Regions from separate parts of the Homo sapiens genome. Here all the other regions are linked to region 1. A link is a loop called in an ENCODE intact Hi-C map of the cell type or tissue named here. Cell type or tissue: psoas muscle. All regions are shown on one strand.

The links. A loop is a pair of places that touch in the nucleus more often than their neighbours do. Peaks named below come from ENCODE experiments on the same cell type or tissue, not always from the same donor. Only the 100,000 strongest peaks of a DNase experiment are listed, where the experiment ranks them.
Region 2: it touches region 1 in a loop (3-fold over the local background); 89 of 110 quality-filtered maps call a loop at or near these places.
Region 3: it touches region 1 in a loop (11-fold over the local background); 89 of 110 quality-filtered maps call a loop at or near these places.

Annotation. Positions count from the first base shown.
Region 1 is chr14:55,706,068-55,708,567 of GRCh38, reverse strand. No RefSeq gene overlaps it. Among named protein-coding and RNA genes, the nearest start is that of LINC00520, 89 kb to the left of the region's middle. In psoas muscle, a CTCF peak has its summit at 1,067 (motif pointing left); no DNase peak of the experiment used is centred here; H3K27ac peaks cover 682 bases.
Region 2 is chr14:56,463,633-56,466,132 of GRCh38, reverse strand. No RefSeq gene overlaps it. Among named protein-coding and RNA genes, the nearest start is that of TMEM260, 110 kb to the left of the region's middle. In psoas muscle, no CTCF peak of the experiment used is centred here; no DNase peak of the experiment used is centred here.
Region 3 is chr14:56,473,284-56,475,783 of GRCh38, reverse strand. No RefSeq gene overlaps it. Among named protein-coding and RNA genes, the nearest start is that of TMEM260, 110 kb to the left of the region's middle. In psoas muscle, a CTCF peak has its summit at 1,163 (motif pointing right); no DNase peak of the experiment used is centred here.

The sequences.
Region 1 (2,500 bases):
CATCTAGTCTATGGTAATTAGTTATAGCAGCCCTAATGAGCTAAGACACAACCCCATACAGCTTTGGTTTCCAGGGAAGCCACAGCAGAATCTACTTTGGCTGGCAGATCACTTGCACCTGGTGGAACAGTGCAGACACTACCAGAGAGGGCTTCTTTATGAGAACCTTGGGACTGACCCACAGAAATACATGAAATGGAAAAGAAGATGAACTATTTAGATAACTCTACATGAACAGCCTAGGCCGATTAATTTAGGCTACAAAATAAATAGTCCTTTGCCTGGGAAGTAGACATGGAAGTTATAATGATCCCTGAAACAAAGGCTCAGTGGGGTCCTCCTGTGTCTCAAGGCCAACTAGCTAGTAAGTAGTACTCACAGGACCTGAACTCCTAGTCCAACATCCTCTCCACCTAGCAGAAAGGAAATGAAGGCAGATGTGGAATTCCAGAAGGATGGAAAGAGAAGTCAACATCGCCACAGTAAGAAAAGTGTGGATGAGAATGATGTAGGAAGAGTCAGAATGGTCTGCATACGAGAGCCAAGAAGGTCACCTCAGGAACCCCAAGACTGAGGAAGAGATTCCATGGAAGCCAAAGGTACCCCAGGGCAGCACCGTTAAGGGACAGGAGAGATCAGGAACATGCCCTACTGGCTCTGCCTCAGATGACCAACAAACACGGTCCATAGTCAAATGGAATGGGGAGAATAAAGGAAAAACTGCACCTCAACGAAAGCAGAAATGATCACAGGCAGAATCACAGTGGGGAAAGAAGGCAAGAAGCAGGAACAATGAAACAAAAGTCGATGTCAGGCCTTTGTTGGGCAATACCCACTATTCATAAGTATTTGTGATAGACGAAGATGCCCTCAGGGAAACACTTCAACAAAAGCACAAGATCAAACCTTGACGGGAATGGCTGCCAGTCCCTAATACAAACCTTTGCTTATTTATTTTAAATCTCTGAGCATCACTTACAGGAAAAATAAACTTTCCTTCCAAAACTAAGTTTGCTTATATGCATTGTCTATTGCCTCCCCCTAGTGATTGGATATGTGAAATGCCATAAGAATCTATTGGCAGAGCTGGAGAAATTAAGTGACCGCGATGATGGTGATGACAATGACGATGATGATGATGATGATGCCTTTTTATACTTGAACAGTACTGCATGCTCCTCAAAGTGCTTTCACACAGGTAATTTCATGTATCTGGATAACTACTTTGTAAAATAGACAATATGGATTCCACTTCCAAATCATCTCACACTGACATTGCTTTGGAGCCTATTAATCAAAATCCGAGACAGAAAACTACCTAGGGATTTGGAGTCAGACCTACATTTGTAGCCTGGTGCCACCATGCACCCCTTTGTGATTTCGAGCCAGTGGCTTAAACCATGAGCCTCCATTTCCATATGTGTAAAAGGGGTTGAGACTGTATATATCATAGAGATACAATAACCACTATATGAATCATTCAGTACTGGCTTGAGCACTGTGCCTGGTGTGAGGTAAGACCTTTTAAAATGTCATGGTGGTGGTTGTTGTTGCTGCTGCTGCTGCTGCTGCTTGTTAATGGCATCTTTTAGGAGTGGTCTTTCACTTCCTCAGGATCACATTTATGATTTCTGAGCCTGCTGGGAGACAATTCTTCCTTGTATCTAACTGAAAAACATGTACTTTACTTAAATCTACTTTCAACCAGATGCAGGAGCTTGTGCCTGTAATCCCAGTGCTTTGGGAGGCTGAGGCAGGAGGATCGCTTAAGGCCAGGAGTTCAAGTCTGCAGTGAACCATGATCACACCACTGCACTACAGCCTGGGTGACAGAGCAAGACCCTGTCTCAGAAAAAAAAAAAAAAAATCTACTTCTCTTTCTCAATTTTCCTTATTTTCCAGTTATTTTTCCCTCCTTGGCCTGGCTTATGACCTGTCTTAGGGTTCATTTCTAAAGCAGAAGAACCTTGGCCTGACAAGAAGTGCAAAATTGCAGGGTGTCCTTTCCAGATGCTCCTTCAGATGCTATAAAGTCTGCCTGTCCAGCCTAGGAACCCTGGGAGCTAAGTGCAATCAGAAGAGCACATTAGACCAGGCGTTGCTCAGAACAATTCTCTTCCTCAAAGACTTTATCCCTGGTGGTTAAAGAGGAACTAGTGGTCATAAGAAAGTGTGGAAAAATCAGATAGGGAGCTTTTTAAGACTCTAAATCTGGCTTATTATCAGTGAGCAAGCTTATGAAGCACACATGCACCTGAGTGCATGCGCACACACACACACACAGAGGTTCACAGCAATTATGGGCTTATGAGATCTGCCTGGGGATAGCGAAAAGTAATTCCTGAAGTCAGCTACCAAAAATAGCTCCAGCACCTGGGCTTAGCAGACGTCAGGATGAAAAGCAAACAGCTTATTCTTGAGCAAACACTTTTGACACAACCACAAGTCACCCAGGCAGCCCTCATCGCAGGTGCTGGCCTGTCTCCACTTCATGGAGGAG
Region 2 (2,500 bases), 760 kb before region 1:
AGCAGCAGGAAAAAATTCAAAATTAAATATTCAGTATGAGTTTTCCTCAAGATTATTCACTCCATGGAAGGATCTTCCTCTGTAGTTTTAGGGCGTTCTTCCAATGGAAACATCGCTCTTCTCTCACATTTTCTAAGTCCCTCAGGGACCCCAAACATCCTCCCTTTAGAGAAGCTAAGGAAAAATTCTCCAATCCTTTTTACTTTATTACACAGACCAATTTATCTCTTTTCATTTTAATATTCTTTTCCCAGGTCATGCCCAGGGAACTTTGCCTTGCATGACCAGAATGAGCCACTAAATAATGAATTTCATCATGACCCTTGAAGGTGGAAGGAGTATTGATTGCTCCTCTCCCCACTTTTAAATATAAAAAGTTTCTTTCCATTCTATTCAAACTTGAATTATTAATAGGACTCTAGTATTTAAGACAATACAGCATCACTCACATCTTTCTGGGTTTGTGTTCATAACTCTTAGTCAGCAAACTGGCCTTTTGCATTCTGGCTAACTTAGAAAAGTCATCTTAGACAGGACAATGTCTTTTCACTTTGTTTCCTCTTCCCATGCATCTCCTCCCACTCCCACCCCATCCATCTTTTCCTCTGATAGTGAATTTAGAATGTCTCAGTTCAAAGCTTAGGCAAGTTGTAGGCAATTTTAAACCCATCTGGGCTTTGAGCATGTTGAAAAACAGGCAACATTTTTGTTTCACAGAAACTCATTTTTTGGCTTCTTACATTGACTGAGAAAACTGACTTTTAATCAGCATTATCAGTTGACCATTTGTGACTTGTGTTTGTGGGCTTTGAGAAGCCGATTAGTATTGAAGTATAATTTTCACAAGGTTAAAGACATGACTCATGCAAAAACAAAGTCAGTATACACTAAAGAGCTGCTTATTTCATTAATGAGAGACCCAGTAGGATACTAAAACTGGTTCAAAGAAATGTGAGAGAAACAGATGTATTTGTAGTCACTGAAAGAAGTAACTCTAGAATTAATTATTAAATTACACACAAAATTGGTTAATGTCATACAGGACAATAAAACTTAGACCTTTGGGTTGTAATCCTTTTTACCAGGCAGAAATCATTTCTGTCTCTACGGGCAAAATTCCTTTGTATTGCTATAAGAATCATTTGCAATGCTCTAAGTTTATCACAAATTAATATTGACAAATCAATCGTAAAAGGTCAAAGGTAGATATCATATTGTTACCCACGTAATGGGTGGATTTGATCACTTGATGGGCATCAACCCAATGACCACAGGCAAGAAAGATTTAGCAAAGGGATTTTGTTACTTGTAACAAGTAAGGAGAACACAGGAGATAATTCCCAAAGCAGTGCCTCTCTGAGCTGGGAGCTGGGTCAGGTTTTATAAGCATAGGGTAATGAGGCATAATCTGATTGGATCTTGCAATGAGGTGATGCCAGGAGGCATGATGTGACTGGATCCTGTCATGGGGTGACACCAAAACTCTACTGATTGGATCCTGGATCCTGCCATGTGGTGTCCACTTCTAAATTCAGTTCCTGCTCTTCTGTCGGGGTACTTAGGGTCTCCCTGTGATTGCAGGATTGGTTCTTCTGGGCATGCTCAGGCCACGTGATCTGAGGGTCCATGACAACTGAAAAACATCTCATAACTTTGTTATGTAAAAGTTGAATCAGACTGGTCTGGTGCAGCTACAATATCCCTAGAGAATCAGGCAGTCCTTAGGTGTGTCTATTAGACATTGCTCCAGTGTGACATAGAAAAGATATGTAGCCATCCTTTTCTCTATTTCCAAGTTTTGAATTTTTTTCTTACTTTTAGAAGAACAACTGTGTTTTTCTCTCAACTTCTCTAGGTATACCAATCAAATGTTTTGCTCAATCATGATTTCTATAATAAAGTCTATTACCTTAGAGAACAACATACCTAATGCACTTCTGAATTTTAACCCTTCCCTACCCCTTCAAAATCCTCTCTTATTTAGAATAACCTATTAATGGGTTAAGTGCACTTACTTTATTTCTTATAATAAGATATTTATATACATAGAGAAAATGGAATAATGCTGACCATGATTTCTGCAGCATGACATGTAACATGACTGGACACTGGGCTAAAGGCATCATAATTATGCTTTAATCAGAGATACATAGACTCACTTATTTTCTCTCCATTAATTTTGACATATTCAACTAAAGCTATAAAACCGTAAGAATAGTTGACACTTAGTTCTTTCAGGTGATAGGCATTACTTTAAATGTGTTAAAGGGAGGAAGGCATAAAACATATCAGGAGAAGGAGAAGGCAGTCTCCCGACTGCCTATCTTCTGATGGTCTGTTGAGCACTATACAGCAAATCCACAGTCCTGAATTAGCAACTGACTTCTACACTTGTGCACGTGAGCTGTGCCCACTTCCGTGACTGCCTGAATGCTTCCCAGCAGACCCCCCATGGATACTGCTCTGTGACATGAATGGGATATTTCTACCAGTTCCTACT
Region 3 (2,500 bases), 770 kb before region 1:
TGAGTACTGTGGGAGATCCTAAGATTGAAATACAATTTTTTTGCAACTAGGGCCTTATAATTTTAATGGAGAACCAAAATATAAAGATATGTATGTATGTGTGTATATGTGTGTGTATATATATATATACACACATATATGTATATATATACATATATATACATATATATGTATATATATACATATATACATATATATGTATATATATACACATATATGTGTATATATATACATATATATGTATGTGTATATATATACATATATATATATGTGTGTGTATATATATATATATATATATTTTTTTTTTTTTTTTTTTCTTTTTTGAGACAGAGTCTTACTTTGTTGCCCAGGCTGGAGTGCAGCAGTGTGATCTCGGCTCACTGCAACCTCCATCTCCACCTCCTGGGCTCAGGTAATCCTTCCACCTCATCCTCTCAAGTAGCTGGGATTACAGAGATGCGCCACCACGTCTGGCTAATTTTTGTATTTTTTTGTAGACAACTATTAGCGTGCTTTTGCCATGTTAGCCAAGCTGGTCCTGAACTCCTGGCCTCAAGTGATCTGCCCGCTTTGGCCTTCCAAAGTGCTGGGATTACAGGCATTAGCCACCATTCCCGGCCTGTATTTATATATTTTAAGGGATTAAGATAGCAATGAAAAGTAATTTTCATGGGCCTTCCAGGGAAGGGGAGGGTGAGAGGAAAGAAGAGAGGAGAGAGAGAGACAAAGTTTGGGGTAGGTGTCCACAAGCAAGTAGGAACTTAGAGTCTTCCTGAAGTCATCTACTTTGCAGGGGAAGGGTCTTAATAATGATAATGTTAATAATAATAACTAATGTCTATTTGGTGTCTGTACACTGCACGTCCTGATATTAAATTGTTGTTCACTTACTGTTCGCTTAGAATATTCACATAAAAAAATATTTATTAAGCTTTACCATGGTGCTGGGATACAGAAGAAAGAGTGGATAGAAGATAGCTATGCAAATAAAGAAAGAAACATATAATAGAAGTAGGCACCGAGTGTGGCCATGTATTTCCTCTTAAGTGGCAACACGTTCTTGCATTTTTACACAAAGCTAGAACTCATTGATACTCAGAGGCTGTAATGAGAATTTCTACGGAATGTAGCTTTTATCTCTGCAGTATTAACTTTGGTCAAAAGATGGCAGCAAAGTTCAGCTAGCTCTTCGGAAACCACTTCTCAAAAGTGAGGGGAGAAGGGAGTAACTATTCACATCTTTTACAGGTTAATGGGCAAGTTGGGGAAAGGTTGTCTTGCCGCCTACACATGAAATTGTTTTCGAATTGTATATCACAATATTTATTAAACATTAAAATATCACAAGTTCAATGTAAGCCAGGTTATAATATTCAAATTATATTTATTCATTCACTTGTTAATTTACAAATGTAAATATTCATTAATTTCCCAAATGTTTTAGTACCTGCTAGGCATTAGCACTACACTGAGAGCTGATGATACTTGTCGACCAGAATATACACAGTTCCAGCTCTCATTGAACATAGGGCCTAGAGTGGGAATGATATTAAAAAGATAAATAAAGAAATGAACTTGTAATTAATTATTCATAGAATGTAATTACCTGTGGTAATTATATTGTATTTTTTCAGTTTCCTAGTACTTGAGAGTAACAGAAAATACTCAAGCATTTATTTTTCAATTGCTTGACTAATTATTCAGTTGCCTAGGACAGTACCTGGCACAAAGTAGGTGCTTAGTAAAGAGCTGTTAAGTGAGTGAAGGAGTGTAATTACAAATCTGAGATACACATGTCCAGAACATGACTGGAGACAAGTTTCTAATGAAGGAACATGACCTGGGTCTGGGAAAGTGATGTAGGTCTGAAGGATGAGTAGGAGGTAACTAGATGGCTGTGTATGTGTGTGGATTGGAGGTGGGGAGTCTCTGGGCATACAGTAGACCATGAGTAAAGGCCCTGTGACGATGGTGGTTGTGGGGTAGGGAGGGGGTGGAGAGGAGGCATGGGAACATGTCTTGCTACAGGGAACTAAAAGACCAGTGCGGCCTCAGCACAGGGAGTCAGGGGGTTGAACAGTGATGCACAACATAGACTTTGGTGTAAAGAATGAGTAGGAGAGGGACGAGAGTGGATTTGGGTAGAACAGGTGGGAAGCTGTTGCAGTCCAGGTGAGAGATGGTGGTAGCTTAGACTAGGGGGTGGGCTAATGGAGTGGGAAGTTGTCAAAGTCACCCGATGGGAGCACATGATTATATACAGACTATAGAGTGTGAGGGAGAGAGGAGCTCCAAGGATTACTGACTTGTGCAATGGGGTGTGGTAGAAAGGAAATTCTGGAGGAAAACCAATTTGGGGGAGGAGGGAAGATCCTAAGTTCTATCTGAAACATTCTGAGAATTTGAGACATCCTAGTAGAAATATTAAGTCCATAATTACATTGAAGGGACAGAGCACAGAGAGGTCTGGAGTGGAAATTGATTTGGGAGCCATTGGCAT